2 separate regions of the Homo sapiens genome follow, and region 2 is linked to region 1. A link is an interaction called in ENCODE POLR2A ChIA-PET data of the cell type or tissue named here. Cell type or tissue: IMR-90. All regions are shown on one strand. Each heading gives the region's core, and the rest is flanking DNA. Links, peaks and the distances in the headings are about the cores only.

Evidence for each region. Peaks named below come from ENCODE experiments on the same cell type or tissue, not always from the same donor. Only the 100,000 strongest peaks of a DNase experiment are listed, where the experiment ranks them.
Region 2: POLR2A ChIA-PET joins it to region 1 with 11 read pairs; 2 of 35 experiments call an interaction of 5 or more read pairs at or near these places.

The regions. Positions count from the first base shown.
Region 1 is chr12:6,508,691-6,518,759 of GRCh38, forward strand. It overlaps NCAPD2 (non-SMC condensin I complex subunit D2), which reads left to right. Exons shown (of 32, transcript NM_014865.4): 3 at 1,027-1,102; 4 at 1,385-1,443; 5 at 1,939-2,120; 6 at 2,420-2,562; 7 at 5,575-5,702; 8 at 5,774-5,897; 9 at 6,083-6,230; 10 at 8,138-8,335; 11 at 8,675-8,809; 12 at 8,906-8,993; 13 at 9,089-9,269. It also overlaps SCARNA10. Among named protein-coding and RNA genes, the nearest start is that of NCAPD2, 20 kb to the left of the region's middle. In IMR-90, for the core only: no CTCF peak of the experiment used is centred there; no DNase peak of the experiment used is centred there.
Region 2 is chr12:6,762,047-6,771,057 of GRCh38, forward strand. It overlaps PTMS (parathymosin), which reads left to right and starts at 4,317. Exons shown (of 5, transcript NM_002824.6): 1 at 4,317-4,704; 2 at 7,557-7,628; 3 at 7,875-7,953; 4 at 8,111-8,172; 5 at 8,346-8,906. The coding sequence starts at 4,660. The coding sequence ends at 8,396. RefSeq lists silencers at 4,182-4,511, 4,622-5,121. In IMR-90, for the core only: a CTCF peak has its summit at 4,902; DNase peaks (open chromatin) are centred at 2,325, 4,235 and 4,925; H3K4me3 peaks cover 4,063 bases; H3K27ac peaks cover 5,430 bases.

The DNA of each region.
Region 1 (10,069 bases), core at 1,239-9,238:
CGTAGTCTGAAAGTATCTTCCCACAAAAATACTGGTTGCAAAGGGGAAAATAATAATGTTACAGTGGAGAAATGTGGCAGACACTACGAAGTGATCAAAGTTAACATCAGCAGTAATAAGACATTCACTTCATGCACCTCTTGATACGATGCCTGAGGACCAACCCTCCCTTCTGCTGTAATCTTACGAAAATACATAACTTCAATATAATCGCGAGAAAACAGGCCAACCCAAATTGAGGGACATTGTACAAAATAAGTGACAAGTACTCTTCAAAGAAGTGTCAAGATGATGAAAGATAAAGACTGGAGGAGAGGAAGGAGACCTGACAACTAAGTGCATTGTGGGATCCTGAAGCAGAAAAAGGACACAAATAGGATAAACTTTTTTTTTTTTTTTAAAAGATCCTGAGTTTGTGTTCCCTCCTAACTACTGTAAGTTGGACAAGTCATATAACTACTCTAAGGTGTAAAGTAGGCGTGGTACTGTCTGCTTTTGCTCAGGTGTGGTGAAGCTCAAACAAGGCTTTAATTGTAACACAAATATAAGATATCATCATCATTATTTTATTTTATTTTTTTTTGAGATGAGACGGAGTTTTGCTCTTGTTGCCCAGGCTGGAGTGCAATGGCACGATCTTGGCTCACTGCAACCTCCACCTCTTGGGTTCAAGCAATTCTCCTGCCTCAGCCTCCCTAGTAGCTGGGATTACAGGCGCCTGCTACCACACCCAGCCAATTTTTTGTATTTTTAGTAGAGATGGGGTCTCACGATGTTGGCCAGGCTGGTCTCAACTTCTGACCGCAGGTAATCCACCCGTCTCAGCCTCCCAAAGTGCTGGGATTACAGGCGTGAGCCACCATGCCCGGCTCTCATCGTCATTATAGGTTACATTGAAGTGAACTGTTTGTCTCTTTTTTGTGATTCTACCAATAAAAGCAATAAACCTAGTTTTCTGCCATGGATAGAATTTACTGAAAAGGTTTCTCTTCCCTCCAAATTGATTTGTTTTTTCCATCTTCATAGCTTTTCAGGCTGCCTTTCGAGCTCAGGGGCCCCTGGCTATGCTGCAGCACTTTGATACTATCTACAGCATTTTGCAGTAAGTGAAACACCCAACTGGTACTTTAAAAAGAACTGGTGACTGTTTGTCCTAACTGTGCATGTTAGTCCTGAAATTCCAAGTTATAGGTTCACTGATAAATGCCTCTGGATATTGATATCTCTACTGATGAGCATGTACCCAGCTTGCCACCGTATTTATTCAGTTGAACAATTTCACGTGTATTTTTAAACATTCGATTCCACGGGTTAGATCTGATCTGTTAGAAGGGGCTCTGCAGGCTCCTTCCTGTCTCACCCCCACACTTTCTTTCCCTCATAGTCACTTTCGAAGTATAGATCCTGGCCTCAAAGAAGATACTCTGCAATTCCTGATAAAAGGTGTTTATGGGTCAGGGGGTAGGGGATGGAAGGTGTTTGTTATCGTTTGTTTGTTTGTCTGTTTGTTTGTTTTTCCTACATTTTGTCAGCCACATGATGATATCAAGGCTGTTGTGATTCAGTTGGTTTGGCTAAGCCCAGGGACCTTTGGCCTGTTAAAGGTCTGTAATCTTGGTGGGCGATACAGAGTTATGTGTGTTCACTGTAAGGGCAGACCAACAAGAACTTTTTCCTACTTTTGAGCTACCTCTTTTTAATAGGGGTGATTCTTCCAGTTGCTGGAGAGAAATTGTGGTAACTGGAGTGAGAGAGTAGGAACAGGGCATGTTCAGGGTATCAGGGCCAAGGGTCCTAAAGGACTTAGCTTGTGTTATGGCCACTGAGAGATGAAACACAGATCTTTGGTAATCTGATGGCTGCAAGTGCTGGGTGTTTTGAAGTTGGGGTATATGAAAGAAGTGAGTGAAACTGACTCCAAGATTCTGCCCCTCACAGTGGTATCCCGCCACTCCCAGGAGCTTCCAGCTATCCTGGATGATACAACTTTGAGTGGATCAGATAGAAACGCCCATCTAAATGCCCTCAAAATGAACTGTTATGCTCTGATACGTCTCCTGGAATCCTTTGAGACCATGGCCAGCCAGACAAACCTTGTGGACCTGGACCTTGGTGGGAAGGTAATTTGGAGTTTTGGGCTCACGTTATATGGGGTCTGGGGAGATAGGGGAATAGATGGAAAAGAAGGGAATCCAATGATCCACAAATCCTTTCTGTCCTCATTGAGAATTTAGGAGAAAGAACTCAAAAGTGTCACACGTTTTCTTCCTGGACAAGTAGCGCTGTGGAACTTGTAATATTTCTTCCGTATTACCTTCTATGTTGTCTTGGTACTAGATTGTTTGGGCACTCAGACTGACAGATCTTGACCCACTTTTTTCCCTTATTTTTTCCTCAATGTATACATGATCCTTTTTAGGGTAAGAAAGCTCGGACCAAGGCAGCCCATGGCTTTGACTGGGAAGAAGAGAGGCAACCAATTCTTCAGCTTTTAACACAGCTACTTCAGTTGGACATCCGTCACCTGTGGAACCACTCAATAATTGAAGAAGAATTTGTCAGGTGGGTAGGGAGGATGGCTACAGATAATACTGAGCTGTGAGAGTGAGGCTCTGTTGATAGATATGCCGTTTTTTTGGTTTTGTTTTTTTTTTGTGGGGGGACAGAGCTTCACTCTTGTCGCCCAGGCTGGAGCGCAGTGGTTCAATCTCGGCTCACTGCAGCCTCTACCTCCTGGGTTCAAGCAATTTTCCTGCCTCAGCCTCCCGAGTAGCTGGGATTACAGGTGCCCGCCACCACAAGCTGATTTTTGTATTTTTAATAGAGACGGGTTTTGCCATGTTGGCCAGGCTGGTCTTGAACTCCTAACCTCAGGTGATCTCCCTGCTTTGGCCCCCCAAAGTGCTGGGATTACAGGTGTGAGCCACCACGCCCAGCCAGAAGTCTATTTTTAAAATAAGTAAAATAAGTTTGATGGAAGAAGGTTGTGATTTTAAATCAGCTACTCTAGGCCCGGTGCGGTGGCTCACGCCTATAATCCCAGCACTCTGGGAGGCCGAGGCGAGTGGATCACCTGAGGTCAGGAGTTCAAGACCGGCCTGGCCAACATGGTGAAACCTTGTCTCTACTAAAAAAATATGAAAATTAGCTGTGCATGGTGGTGTGTGCCTGTAATGCCAGCTACTTGGGAGGCTGAGGCAGGAGCATCACTTGAACCTGGGAGAGGGAGGTTGCAATGAGCTGAGATCGCACCATTGCACTCCATCCTGGGCGACAAGAGCAAAATCCCGTCTCAAAAAAAATAGATAGGGCCAGGCGCGGTGGCTCACGCCTGTAATCCCAGCACTTTGGGAGGCTGAGGCAGGTGGATCACGAGGTCAGGAGATCGAGACCACGGTGAAACCCCGTCTCTACTAAAAATACAAAAAAAAATTAGCCGGGCATGGTGGCGGGCGCCTCTAGTCCCAGCTACTCAGGAGGCTGAGGCAGGAGAATGGCGTGAACCCGGGAGGTGGAGCTTGCAGTGACCTGAGATCGCGCCACTGCACTCCAGCCTGGGCAACAGAGCAAGACTCCATCTCCAAAAAAAAAAAAAAAAAAAAAGATAGATAGATAGATAGACAGACAGACAAACAGACAGACAAGCTACTCTAGTAAGACTTCTTTGAGATGGTGACATTTGAGCAAAGACCCAGAGGAGGTGACTGAGAGCTATGAGAATATGTGGAGGAATAGCAAGGGCAGGGAAAAGGAATAGCATATGCAAAGACCTTGAGGAGGGAGCATGTCCAGCACGTACGAGCAATAGCAAGGAGGCCAGAGAGCTGACAGCTGAGAGCAGGTACGAGGGTTAGGCCGTGAGGCCATGGGAGCAGTGGGGAGCCAGACCGCAGGTTCTTGTGGGCCATCATGGTGACTTTGGCATTTCCTCAGAATGAAGTGGAGCCACTGGGGAGCCACAAGCAGGGAGGTGAGGTGACCTGACTTGTACTTCAACAGGGCCATCCTAGCTGTTGTATTGAAATCGACTATGGAGGGAAAGGGGAAGCAAGAGACCAGTTAAGAGGCTGTTCCAATAACTCAAGCAAGAGATGATGGTCTCTTAGACCAAGGCGTGGCAGTGGAGATGGGGAGAAGTAGTTGGATTCTATACTTTTTCCTTAAGGTAGAGCTTACAGGATTTGCTAACAGACTGGGTGTGAGGTGGGAGGGAGAGTTCAGTCAAGGATGACTCTCCCGGGTTTTGGTCTGAGCATTTGGAAGACTGGAGTTAATGGTAACTGAGATAGGGAGAAGGCTGTGAATAGGTGTTTTGGGAGGAAGATCAGATGTTCTGTTTTGGACATACAAAGTTTGAGGTGTTTATTAGCCACGTAAAGTCAGATTTGGACGTTGAATATATAGATCTGGAGTTCAGGAGAGAGGTCTGAGCTAGAGATAACACATTTGGGAATATAATAGTATTCAGAGCCGTGAGACTGAATGAAATTACCAAATCAGTAAGTGTAGCTAAAAGAGCAGGAATCCAAGGACTGGTACCCTAGGGCACTCCAGCATTAAGAGTGAGGATGCCGGGTGCATGGCTCACGCCTATAATCCTAGCACTTTGGGAGGCTGAGGCAGGAGGATCACTTGAGCCCAGGAGTTTGAGATCAGCCTGGACAACATAGTGAAACTGTGTCTCTACAAAAAATAGAAAAATTAGCTGGGCATGGTGGAGGCTGAGGTGGGAGCATCACCTGAGCTATGAGGAGGTCAAGGATGCAGTGAGCCGTGATTGCACCACTGCACTCCAGCCTGGGCAACAGAGGCAGACCCTGTCTCAAAAAAAAGAGTCTGAGGAGGAACTAGCCAAAGAAACTGAGAAAGGAGTCTTGTTCTTGTGTCCTGGAAGCGAGATAAAGCATATATTTCAAGGAGAAAGTGAGTGATTAACTGTATCACATGCAGCTGTGAAAGACCACTTGAGATGCAGATTGAATCAGTCGTTATATTTAGGAATGAGAAGTCATTGGTGACTTTGTCTTTTTTTTTTTTTTTTTTGTGATGGAGTCTCGCAATGTCGCCTGGCCTGGAGTGCAGTGGCATGATATCAGCTCACTGCAACCTCCACCTCCCAGGTTCAAGGGATTCTCCTGCCTCAGCCTCCCAAGTAGCTGGGATTACAGGCGCCCACCACCACACCCAGCTAATTTTTTGTATTTTTAGTAGAGACAGGGTTTCACTATGTTGGCCAAGCTGGTCTTGAATGCCTGACCTCGTGATCCACCTGCCTCGGCCTCCCAAAGTGCTGGGATTACAGGCATGAGCCACCACACCCGGCCAACTCTATCATATTTTTATGATATATTTAGGTTCTTTGTCAGCATCACAACTGGTTGAAAGTTGGTAATCTTGAAGGAAGGAGTACCTAACTGGGGTCAGCAAAGCAAAGCAACTTGTTATAGAAAGTAATGGCTAGAATAAAGAAAACCCTGACTTTGGGAGCAGTAGGGATAGAATGAATGAGGCAGGGCTCTGATACAATTGGATTCAGACAGCTGCTTTCATCATCTCAAACTCTTCCTTTCTCAGTTTGGTTACTGGCTGTTGCTACCGCCTTCTGGAGAATCCCACCATTAATCACCAGAAGAACCGCCCCACTCGGGAAGCCATAACACACCTGCTTGGTGTAGCCTTGACCCGTTATAACCATATGCTCAGTAAGTTACCAGTCGCTTTGCCCCGCCTTTTTTGTATTGCCCATAATTTCTCATGTTTAATGCTTCCACAGGTGCTACAGTGAAGATCATCCAGATGCTGCAGCACTTTGAACACCTGGCACCTGTACTGGTTGCAGCCGTGAGTCTATGGGCAACTGACTATGGAATGAAGAGCATAGTGGGAGAGATTGTAAGGTGACTCTTCCTTCTCGAAGTTTCTCATGCTTATTTTCCTTGGGGAGGGAATAAAGAAAGATTGGAAATACATTATCTGTGCAACAGTAGATTCCTTCAGATATTAGATACCTGTCTTACCTTCCCTTACTGGGAACTGAATAATTGATCTATGTTGCTATGGCTGTGTTTTCTTCCCTGTGTAGAGAGATTGGACAAAAGTGTCCCCAAGAGCTGAGTCGAGACCCTTCAGGGACAAAGGGCTTTGCAGCATTCCTGACAGAACTAGCAGAACGTGTCCCAGCTATCCTGATGTCCAGCATGTGCATTTTGCTAGATCACCTGGATGGAGAAGTAGGTGGTCCACTAGGGGTCACTGAGCTTTTTCTGGGGATTTTAAGTCCAGTGTTGAAAGGCTGTTTCTTAACAGAACAAGAAAGTAGCTTTGACAAGTTGTCTAGATTTATCATTGTGACATTTCCTTTCTGTAGAGAAGCAGGTCAAGTTTGTTGAATAAGGAGCTCTTTATTAATCTGTTAATCTTTCAATTCACATTGCTTTTATCCAGTTCTGGTAAGGGAGATGACATTTCTGCAGCTTAAGTCTAGTAAGAGCAACTCAGCTTTGATTTTTTTTTTTTCTTGGAGGTAGGATCTGGCTCTGTCACCCATGCTGGAGCATGATCATAGCTCATTGCAGCCTCGATCTCCTGGGCTCAAGCAATCCTCCCACCTCAGCCTCCCAAGTAGCTGGGACTTCAGGCACATACTACCATGCCTGGCTAATTTTTTTAGTTTTTGTAGAGGTGGGGTCTTGCCATATTGCCCAGGCTAGTCTCAAACTCCTGGTCTCAAGCAACCCTCCTGCCTCAGCCTCCCAAAGTGCTGGGATTGCAGGCGCTACCATGCTTAGCCTTCAGCTTTGATTCTGAGTCCCATCTGTTCCTCAGGATAAAGCGTCTTCCCACCAGCTGGCTTGCCTTGCTTCCTCAAACAATGAACTTTCTCAAATCAACCCATGTCATCTCTCTCAATTCTCTTTTATGCCTGAATGCTAACCTGGCTGATTCCCATACTGATGTTGGGCACTCCTAGGTGAATGTCAAGGACAAAGACAGTCCACTTGTTCATCTCATTTACTTTAACTTTTTGTGCAAGACCCTATTCTCTGGTTCTTAGCCTGGCAAAACCTTAACCCTGCTCTCCACTAGATTATGTATTGGACTTGCTGGCACTCTTAAGGCTGATTTCCATGTTTCTGTCTCATTTTCTGTCAGTAAAGCATCTGAAGGAGAGTGGGAGGGAAAGGAGGGGATATTTATTAGTAAGGATTAAAGACTTTGAGGCCAGGTGTGGTGGCTCACGCCTGTAATCCCAGCACTTTGGGAGGCTGAGGTGAGTGGATCACTTGAGGTCAAGAGTTTAAGACTAGCCTGGCCAACATGGTGAAATCCCATCTCTACTAAAAATACAAAAAAAAATTAGCTGGGTGTGGTGGCGCGCACCTGTAATCCTAGCTACTCGGGAGGCTGAAGTGGGAGGGTTGCTTGAACCTGGGAAATGGAGGTTACAGTGAGCCGAGATCGCACCACTGCACTCCAACCTGGGTGACAAAACGAGACTCTGTCTCAAAAAAAAAACCAAAAAAAACCACACAGACGGGCGCGGTGGCTCACGCCTATAATCTCAGCACTTTGGGAGGCCGAGGAGGGTGGATCACGAGGTCAGGAGTTTGAGACCAGCCTGGCCAATATGGTGAAATCCTGTCTCTACTAAAAATACAAAAATTAGCTGGGTGTGGTGGCGGGCACCTGTAATCCCAGCTGCTTGGGAGGCTGAGGCAGGAGAATCACTTGAACCCGGGAGTCAGAGGTTGCAGTGAGCCGAGATGGCGCCACAGCACTCCAGCCTGGGCAACAGAGCAAGACTCCGTCTCAAAAACAAACAAACAACCACAATAACAAAGGCTTTGAGACCTCAGCTGAAGGGTAGTTAATAAATGCTTTTCAAATGTGTGTTGGTGAGTGGATGTGATTTTTTTATTCAGCTACTACCATGCTTTCCTGTGTGAGCCCTATGAGGAAAAATTGGTTTTGGCCCTTGTTCTAGCATTCTCTGAGCAACAAGTCCTCTTTGGGATTCAGCTTTCTCCTGTGACCTTGGGAGTGAATACCTAGGCAGTTAATGGAAAAAGTTATGGCCAAGCACAAGCAAGCTTCGCCTTGACTAAAGGTTTGACCCCTCTATGCTTCTCTCTCTTAGAATTACATGATGCGTAATGCTGTGCTGGCAGCCATGGCGGAGATGGTGCTGCAGGTTCTCAGTGGCGATCAACTGGAAGCAGCAGCCCGAGACACCAGAGACCAGTTCTTGGATACTTTACAAGCCCATGGCCATGATGTCAACTCCTTTGTGCGGAGCCGTGTTTTGCAGCTCTTCACCCGAATTGTCCAGCAGAAGGTAACCAACTTCTATGTGGCAAAAACATATGGTACCTCTCCATATACCAGTGTAAAGAGGAATCCAGTGTTGAAGATAAATATCTGCCCCAAAGAGGTCTAGAATTCACATTTTTATTATCAGTAGTAAAAGTCTTCCTCTACCAAGGACGAGGATATCTGGCTCCCTTTAAGGACTGTAATGTGTCTTACCACTACAAGGAGTACTCCTAATCTATATTCTGTAGAAAGGGTTTTTAGAGTGAGTGGGTAGCTCAGTTTAGAGTATACTTAAAGATCATCTTGAACAAAATGGATGATGTGGGACTTGAGCAGATTCTTCTCTTCCTACCCTACACAGGCTCTCCCCCTGACACGTTTCCAGGCAGTGGTGGCTTTAGCTGTGGGACGTCTGGCAGACAAGTCAGTGCTAGTATGTAAAAATGCCATCCAGCTGCTGGCCAGTTTTCTAGCCAATAATCCTTTCTCCTGCAAGGTAAGTAGACTTGGTCCACCAAAAGAGAAGGAATTAAATGGAAACAGGGATGAAATTATGTCATTTACTGACCCTGCTATTCATTTTACCTGATAGCTTAGTGATGCTGACCTTGCCGGACCACTGCAGAAGGAGACCCAGAAATTACAAGAGATGAGGGCCCAGAGGCGAACTGCAGCAGCTTGTAAGTAGTTACTGCCTTGGAGTCCTAATGCCAGACAGGCTTCTCCTTGCAGTCAGAAACTCTAGTGAAAGAGACTAAGTGACACTCTCATTTAGCTGCAGTGCTGGACCCAGAGGAGGAGTGGGAAGCCATGCTGCCAGAGTTGAAGTCTACCCTGCAGCAGCTTCTACAGCTTCCCCAGGGAGAGGAGGAGATTCCTGAGCAAATTGCCAATACAGAGACAACTGAAGATGTGAAAGGACGCATCTATCAACTGCTTGCCAAAGCTAGTTACAAGTAGGCAAAAGAATGGGATATTCTTCGTGATCTGTTTATGTTTAGAGTTAACCTTTGAGAAACTTACATAATGTGTCTTTTAAATTAACTGCACACAGATATGCTGCCACCAGGTGATGGTAGATGTTTTCATGTAGTAATGGTCTGACCATAGGCCTAGTCCACAATTAAGCATGTGTTTCTACTTTATAAATGTTTAAAAAAACTACTGAAACAATTAAATGTTAACAGTATTATAATCAAACATGAGTCCTCCTTCAATTGAAGAAGAGCACCTATAAATAAGTTCTAGTTGTATGATCTTGAATAAGTTGCTTAACTTTCTGTGCCTCGGTTTCATTATCTATAAAATAAGAAATTGATTAGATCTTATGATCTCTAAGGACTTTCTAATTCTAAATTTCATGAACTAATAATATCAAACATGCTTAATACTACCTTAATCTTCAAACCTAGTATGAATCCTGATCTTAGAGAAAAGATTTCTCCTAGTGTTTTTGTGACTCTAGAACTTAACAACAAAAGCCCTTACAGCCGTCAACAAGTTTTTTTTTTTTTTTTTTTTTTTTTTTTTTGAGATGGAGTCTCACTCACTCTGTTGCCCAGGCTGCAGTACAGTGACACGATCTTGGCTCACTGCAACCTCTGCCTCCCAGGTTCAAGCAATTCTCGTGCCTCAGCCTCCCAAGTAGCTGGGACCACAGGCGCGCACCACCACACCGCACTAATTTTTTTATTTTTAGTAGAGACAGGGTTTCACCATATTGGCCAGGCTGGTCTTGAACTCCTGACCTCAGGTG
Region 2 (9,011 bases), core at 1,012-9,011, 250 kb after region 1:
TGAGCAACATGGTGAAACCCGATCTCTATGAAAAATAAAAAAATTAGCCAGGTGTGGTGGGGCGTCTCCAGTCCTAGCTACTGAGGCTGAGGTGGGAGGATCACTTGAGCCCCTGGAGGCAGAGGTTGCAGCGAGCTAAGATCGTGCTACTGTGCTCCAGCCTGGGTGACAGAGTGAGACCCTGTCCCAAAAAAAAAAAAAAAGAATCTGAAGGAGAGGTACAAAGGTGAAACCCATTCTTTTTTTACTGGGGAGAAATTTCATGGAGAAAAGTAGGAAAACCACAAAAACTTTGGTTGTGATGTTCAAAACATAAAAGAGACTTCCAACCAGGACATCTTCCCAGTAGTTACTGGGAAGATCTCAAGTCAGACGGAGGGAAGCCAGTATCCTGGCAGCATGGTGTGTTTTCCCAGCTTCCTTGAAGAAGGTTGAGAGAGCTGTGAGATTGAGTCCAAAATGGTGCCACTGGGCTAGGAAATAGATGGTTTATTGAGCTTTCTTGTTTGTCCCTGGTGTGGTGTTAGATACTATGCCACAGGAGACATTAGTATGGGTGGAAGACCAAGGAAGGCGATTGGGTGTTGAGAACAACATATGGGAAAAAGGGATACGGGTCTGCAAAGTCAGGAGGAATCAGGGAGGCACTGCAGAAAAGGAGTACCCACGGAGACGGGACGCATGATGGATGTGCCTTAATGTTGCCTGGAAGATCATCTCTCCTTATTTTTAACACCCATGGAGGTAACACACTCAATCATGATCCGGCCAGGTGCGATGACTCATGCCCGTACTCCCAGCACTTTGGGAGGCCGAGGTGGGCAGATCACCTGAGGTCAAGAGTTCGACACCAGCTTGGCCAACATAGTGAAACCCCGTCTCTACTGAAAATACAAAATTATCCAGGTGTGGTGGCACATGCCTGTAATCCCAGCTGCTTGGGAGGCTGAGGCATGAGAGTTGCTTGAACCCAGGAGGCAGAGGTTGTAGTGAGTGGAGATTGTGCCACTGCACTGCAGCCTGGGTGACAGAGTGAGACTCTGTCTCAAGACAACAATAATAAAAAAACATGATCGAAGTTAGGCTAATTTAGGTCTTCCTCTAGGACTCCATCTCCTCTCAACTCTCCACTGACTTTCGTTTTGAAAAGTTTTAGATTGAAAATAAAAAAAGCAAAGGAAAATGGGGTAAATGGGGGATAGAAAATGAGGTCACTGGGAATGGAATGGGGATAAAGTAAAACGAGGAGTGGAGATAGCCCCCCCAACTTTCAGGTCTCTGTCTTCCAAGGCCTTGAATGATAACTAGGCCTTCCTTACCCCTTAACCAACAGGAGAAATAGGCACACTGAAAAAATCCAGGAAGCTGGAGAGGGGGAAGAATTCACCAAGAATGAGATGGAAATAACTAGAATTGAACACTTCCCACACATGGTATCAAGGTAAATTTCTAGGATGTCAGGCCAGAAGTCATCGTTTCCAGGGGGCTCAGACCTTCCTTGTTCTCACCTGGTCACCTTTTTCCCGCTTTCAGAAAATGTGTAAGAAGCACATGCTTCCCCCATTCAACTAGTGGGAGAAATTCTCAATTGGACTGTAGAGTAAGGTAATTCTAGGAATAGGCAAGCCTCCACAAAGCCTCAGAAATAGTTCCACAGAGAAAAGCAAACACAGGCCATTTAGCACCGTTGGCCCCAGAGGCTCTGAGGCTAACCCCTAGGACTGTCGGGTGGCTTTCAGATCCCACTCACTCCACATTCATCCCAAGTCTCACTTCCAGCTTCTTTCTCATGAAGCCAAGACTTCAGAAGACTGGTTTGTTGTCCAACCAGAGAGAGATGGCTAAAGGATGCTTCATCCACCAGGAAAGGAATTCGATCCAGGCCTCCAGCTTTCTAGATCTTTTCCCTGGGGTCCCTCGGACCCTAGTGTTCAAGCTCTTAGATTCTCAAGGCACTCCCTTGGGCTTTGGGGCAGGATTCCCATTCTCTGCCTCTCCATCTCTCTGGAATTTTCCACTGCAGCTGCCTCTGCTCCCAGACACCCCTCCCTGGGCAAAATTCCCGGCTCCCTCCGCCTCCCCTTCCCTAATCACACCTCATTCCCACCCCCAGCCCTGAGGCCCAGCCCACAGTCCGGCCCACAGCCCACGCTAACCCTGGTGGTCCCAGTTAGAGAAGTGGGAGGCCAGGTCCCTTATGGAAGGGTGAGAGGGAGTGTCCCAGCCTCTCTTTAGGGCGGGGAGAAGGGACACTGGAGGGGCTGGTCCCCTGTGGGGCTGGAGTTGGGGGAGTGGCCCTCCTCACATCCCCATATAAGGCAGGGCAAGCAGTTAGGCTTCTGGATTGGCTGATTCAAATGAGCATTCCACCTGGCAACAGGGTTTCTATTGGCTATCAGGAAAAATAGGAGGAAGGTGGATGGAGGTTGTTGGTGGCGGTGATTGGAGGGGGGAGAGGAGTGGAGGTGACCGGAGTGGGGGGCGGTTACCAGGGCAACAGGGTAAGAGCCCAGCAGGGTGTCCGAGACAGCAGGCGGGGCTGGGAGGTGGAGTGGAGGGAAGAGGAAAGGAAGGCGGGAGGGAGAGGAAAGAGCCTGATGGGGAGGGAGCGAGACTGGGAGACTGGGTTGTTGGTTGGGCGGGGGGGGGAGTAGCAAAGGATCGAGGAGAGGGAGATAAATGAAGCAAGAGGAGTACAGAGATGGAGACGGTGAGAGACGGCTGAAGACATCAGCCAGTGAGTCAGAGAAACAGATTGAGAGAGGGACATGGAAAGATCTCAGAAAAGATGGACAGAGTCCGGCAAGGAAAAATCCTGGGTGGGGCCCCAAGATTTTTGAGGAGACTGAGACTGAAATATTGATAGAAAAGTCAGAAAGAGAAACTGGGAGGCGTGTACATCAAGGGACCAAAAGATGGTGTATTTAAGCACTCAAACACAAAATAATGATAATGATCATCAACGTAGTTTTTTATTAATAAAATGAAAATAATAAGATGAGGAATAATGATAATGACAGACAAATATGGGAGTGCACGCACACCAAAGGTCTTTTTCCAAACCCCAGCCTTCCACTCTGTCCACCTTCCTGACCTTTAATACACAACCCAGCCCCTGTTCCCTTCTGAAATCCCAAGCTTTTCAAAATGACTCAAAGATACCGAGATTGAGGGCGAGGAGCTGAGGATGTGTGGAATAGGGTGGGGCTGGAACTCCAGACCTGGACCTGTATTATATTTGCAAAGGAGGCAAATATAACCCAGAAAGGCTAGGGAAGATGGCAGCAGAGGAATGAGAAAAGCTGAAGGATGGAAAATGTAAAAAATGAGGACAGAAAGAGGAGTTGAGGAAAGCCAGCCAAGAATAGAGGGCCAGGTGCCTGACTCAGATAAGACAAGAGCAGGGTTGTCTGGGAAAGATAGGGAAAGAGACCAGAGGTGGAAGGGCAGAAGAGAGTCAGTGAGGAGTGGAGAAGAGGTGAGAGAAGAATGGGAGCGATTCGAGTTATAATTGGTTGTGAAGGAGGGGTCTAGGTACAGATGACTGAGGACGGATGAAGAGAAATAGAAGGACCAGGCGAATAAAAGTGAGGTGAGACGGGCGAATAAGAGAGGTAGAAGATGGAAGAGAGCTGGAAGACAGCAAAGGAGACCAGGGGGCCTGACTCCCCCCGGCTCACAGCACGGGGCCAGGAAGGGAGGCACCCGGCAAGGGTCACAAGTGTCAATCTGGCGGGACAGAAGGCTGGGCCGCCCTTTCTGCCCTCCCATCCCTCCTCAAGGCCATCCAGAGAATGTGGATGGAGGATGAGAGGGGGAAATCCGGCGTGGTGTGGAAGGAGCGCCCGAACCCTCTTCCTCTTCTTTAAGCTTTTGGTTTCTCAAATACCTGCCCTATCTTCCCATCTGCTCCCCTCACCCCACCCCTTGGCAAAATCCCAGGGCTTTTTTTGGGGTCAGTAGGATTCTGGCCACCTCTCCAGTCCGCCCCCAAAAGCCAGACTCCACATTCGCAGGCAGTAGGTTGGGATTTGGAAAGGTGCCTCCCCGCAGGAACCCCACCCCTTCCCACCTCCTCGCCCCACTCTTTCTCCGCGGCCGTCAGTCTCTCCATTTCCCCCTCCTGGTCTCGTCCTCCCTCCCGACTCCCTAGCTCTCCCTCCCCTCGCTTTCATCCTCCTATCCCCACCTCTCCAACCTCCTCTTTCATCCCCCTCCCCTCTCCTCTCCTCCCCGCTCCCGCCTGCCCCACCCCTGGGAAGCCCCTCCCGTCGGGCAGCGCCGCCTTATAAGCGGGTTCCCTTCCCGGGGGCGGCAGCGGCTGGTCGGCGGCAGCTCTGCTGGTGCGGGGGCGGCGAGCCCGGGATCGAGCTACCGCGGCCGAGCGCGCCGGCCACCGCCTGCACCGCCCTTCCGCCCGCCCTCCGGACGGCCGCAGCCCTGCGGGTCTCCGCTCCAGACCCACCCCCGCCCCACCCCGCGCGCCTCTGCCGCCTCTTCCAGAGACCCAGCTTGCCGAGCGGCCGCCGCTGCCGCTGTCGCCGCCGCCGCCGCCACCGCGCCAGGTTCCGGCCGCGGCCACCCTCCGCCGTCCAGGGCCCCTCCGTCTCGGCCCCGGGACCCCGGCTCCCCGCCAGCCCCGGCCCCGGCCCCGGCACCATGTCGGAGAAAAGCGTGGAGGCAGCGGCCGAGTTGAGCGCCAAGGTACGGGCGGGGGCGGCGGCGGCCCGGACCTCGCGCAGCCCTGGGGCCCGGCGCGGTCCTTCGCCCCAGGCCGCCCCCGACGGCCCCGCGCGGCCCTTGCGCCCGGGTCCTGGCGGACCCCACTGCGCCCTCCCACCGCTCCCCGGCCCGGAGCTCCTTTCCCGGCTCCGCGCGGCTAGCGCCAGCGCCCTCTAGCTGCCCTGCGCGCACCACGGCGCCCGGCCTCGCCGCTCCGGTCGCGCCGTCCCCCGCAGCCGTCCCCACCCCTCTTCGGCCCCACCTCGCTGACCGGATCCCGTCCGGCTTCCCGTCCGAACGCCCCGAGTCTCACTTTGCCGCGCCCCCTCCCTGCGCCCCGCTGCCGCGTCTTTGCTTGCAACCTGACCTCACCTTTCCTCGCTAAGCGGTTTGAGATCCTCAAGTGTAAACAGGACTCTCCCTGGAGGCTGCTCCTCCGGGCCCCTCCCCGCGGCCCGACCGTCGCTCGCTTCTCTCCCCGGACGGCGGCCGCCTCTGTTTTCTCGTTCCCTCCCCTCAGCTGGCTTTCAGCTTTCTTTTCTCTTCATCGTCCCCTTCCCGCATACACACTGAAAGAATCTCGAATTCCTAAAAATTAGAAGCGGGGCAGGACTAGCCTTCGAAAAAGCCGAGGCTGGGCATTGCATGGCATTGCGTCGAGCTGTCCTCGCCCTCATCAGCTCCCTTCCCCGGCCCCATCCGTTCGCCCTTGCCTCTCTTCCAGCCTTCCTCTAATTTCCCCAGGGAACCTGCGGAGTGTCGCTTTGGGAAATTAACGCGGCCGGGGTTTGGGGGCTGGGAGCCCTATCTTGTGTGTGTATGTGTATGGCGGGGGGGGGGGGCGCGGTGGTTGCTGAGGGGCCGTCACACAGGTCTCCCGGAGGCCCGCGGAGTGAAACGGGGGGAGCCAATGGGATTAACGGCGGTGGGAGAGGGGCTGTGTGCGATCTGCCAAGGTGCGCCCGTGTGGCCCTCCGGCGGGCTGTGCGGTGGCATGTGACTTCACTGAGTAGGTGTCTTTGTATGTCTGAAATCCAGCGAGTGTGTGGGACTGCCCGTGTCAGTTACATGTGTGCATGTGGAGACGTAGATGTTCTGGAGCCATGTTGTCGCTTTGTGAGTGCTGAGTGGCTCCGCTGTGCTCCCGTGCTGTCTCAAGAGTGTGGACCAGAATGGCCCAACGCTGGGCCATGTGTCTCCCATCGCGTGGGTGCTCCTCTCTAACTGTGTCTGTGCATGGCTGTCGGCCGGTGTCGGTGTGTGTGCCTGTGTTGAGTAAATGAGGCCAGAGGGCTGCTTAGCAGAAGACCTAGGGCCCAGGTCACATATTCTCCTGGAAAAGGGATCATGGAAGGACAGTGACCAGAAGGACAGAACAGGGGAGGAGAGGGCCCGGCCCCTTGAACTTTGGTCTCTGGTATTCTCCCTCCCTGCATCAGCCCAGATGGGAAAGTCAGGCCAGGGCCATACAGACTTTTGGTGCTGGGGCCCCCAGAGAGAAGCTGACCAGCTCTTTGCTCTCCTGGCCCAGGACGTAGGGAAGAGCCCCCTAGGTAGTGGAAATGCCATACTGACCTTGTGGCACAGAAATGAAGACCTCACGGTGGGGTGGAAGGGCACCCTCTCTGGAGTGAGAGTGAAGAGTTCTGAGCTACCCTTAAAGGGAGAAGGGAATTGAGTGCCCCCCAGGGCAGCCGTTCTGCACCAGGCTCCTCTCCTATCCCCTATCCTGTTCCAGAAAGGACCCCCCCGCCCAGGGTGATCTCACACAGGAGACTTCCATTCACATGGAATCAGATACACAGCGTGGCACACCAACACCAGATCAGATCACACAAGGACACCTACCGTGTTACACTGTGCCTGCCAAGGAGTGGGTGGGGAGAGCACTGGAATCTGAATTGGGAGGCTAGTGTAGTGTCCAGAAGGGACTCAGATGTGCCATATCAGCACAGGACGTCAACCTATGCCTGCTAGGATCTTGGGGTGAAGGAGAGGGGCTGGCTGGTGGGAGGGTCTCCTAGACTGGTCCCTCCCTCTTCTCCATTCCTATCCCACCCCAGTCACAGACCTTGTTTGTTGCTCTCTCCTTGTTTCCCACGCCTGCTACTCTTCCCCTCCTTGTTTTCTCTTCTACTTCACCTACATTTCCACCGTAAATGGCTACTTCCACTACACCCATGCATACACCATGGGAGGCAGGGATAGAGGAAACTACTTGAACTGTTTTGGGGCGGGGAGGGCAGAAAGTGGGAGGGGTGCTGGGAATGTGCTAAGGTGTAGTGTTTGGCCAAGTAGGGGCCTGAGGATTAGGGAGACACAGATGGAGAGAAACAAAGACCTTAGAAGCTGAAGGGGAAGCTGGGAGGGATGCCCAGGAGAGAGAGTCCTCAGGAAAAGGCCCCAGAGGTAGACAAAAGGCAGAGCTGGGCGGGCAGTGGCGGGGCAGGCAAGGGAGGCGGAGGGACACAGGAGGGGGCGGGGCACTGAGGCTGCAAGCAGATGGAGAGGATTTGCTTTGCTGAGCTGAACTCTTCAGCCAGTGAGGTTTGGGAGAACTTGATGGGGGTGGGGATCATTACCCTGGTTGCCCGCTCCTGCTTCTTCATCCCTTTCCCACCTCACCTTGGGTCTTGGGGAAGGAGGTGTTTGGTCTCAACCCCTTCATGGCCCTAATGTAAGGACCCTAGGGCCCCTATTCTGTCTCTAAGCTGTGGCCACCTTATTCAGTTCACACACCTCTAAGCTCACTACAGAGGGAGAACTGGGGCTGCAGGGACTTAGGGGCTGCAAGCCATTTGTGGTGAGAAAGGTGACCTCTTTCTCCTTTGCAGGACCTGAAGGAGAAGAAGGAGAAGGTGGAGGAGAAGGCAAGCCGGAAAGAGCGAAAGAAAGAAGTGGTGGAGGTGTGGAGGGGTGGGGGAGAGGACCACATCTGCCCTACCATCTTCCCTCCCAATCATCTCATCCTTCCTCTGCTTTCCTTCCGAGGGTGCTGGGTCCTGCCGTTCCCCTGAGCCCTGTCACCCTTGCTGCCCCACCCTGTGGCCCATCCCAAGCCCTTTTATCACCCAGGCTCCAGTCCCATTGGTGGTGATGGTGGGCAAGGCATGCAGCCAGCCTGAGGCTACTCCCTCTCCTGGTCCCCACAGGAGGAGGAGAACGGGGCTGAGGAGGAAGAAGAAGAAACTGCCGAGGATGGAGAGGAGGAAGATGAAGGGGAAGAAGAAGGTGGGGAGGGGCAGGGGAGGCTGGGCTGGCAAAGTCTGGGCTCAAAGGAGAGCAGAGTCAGGGTGGGTTTGAAGACCTGAAGCAGGGCTGAGGGCGACCACGGGGGCTCTGCCAGAGCTTCCTGCCCTTCCCCAATGACCCATTTCTGGCTCCTCAGATGAGGAAGAAGAAGAAGAGGATGATGAAGGGCCCGCGCTGAAGAGAGCTGCCGAAGAGGAGGTTTGGGCTGGGTTGCTGGGCCTGAGGGGCTGTCAGGGATGCAGCCGGGCTGGGCGCCCTTTGGATTTGGACCCAGATCCCTGTGTGGCAGGGGTGGGGGCTGGAACAGGACCGGGACAGGGGGAGGTCTCCCCTCCCATTTTACAGCTCCCCCATTCTCTCCCTCTCCACAGGATGAAGCGGATCCCAAACGGCAGAAGACAGAAAATGGGGCATCGGCGTGAGCCCCTGCCAACAGGCTGGGGTTGGGAGGCCTCTCTGGGCCTGGAGGTGGGGGTGGGGGCAGCCAAGTCCAGCCACTCTTCACCTGGCTCCCTGCTCTGGGCCCTGCACCAGAGCTGCCACCCTCTTCTTTCTCCCCAGCCTTCTCATTTCCGCCTCTCCAGACACTGCGCCCTCCACCCTCACTCTGCCATTGTTCCACCTCCTGACCTGCTCCATCTGAGCTCTCCAGCTGGCCCCCAATTGCTCCTCTCTCTCTTTGCTCTCTTTCTCCCTCCCCTACCAGCCTCATTCTTCCTCCGGTAGCCTCTCCCACCTAACCTCTGCATCCCCCAGCCTCATGTCCTGCCCCATCCCTATCCTGCCTGATCCCTGGATCTCCCTCAGATCCCCTCTTCTCAGACAGCGCCAGGCCGGGGTGGGGCCGGGGTTGGGGCCGAGCCCCACAGCTGCCCCCCTCCCCTCCCTTTTTGTATAATTTAATAAAGAAATGGTCGCGCTTCTGTTTTTAACCTGTCTCCTGCTTTCCCGGGGGCTCCAGTCAGTGCGACAAAAGGGTAGAGAGGGAGGAGGGTGGCTGACCTCCCATTCTGCCAGGACCCTTCCCTTTGATACAA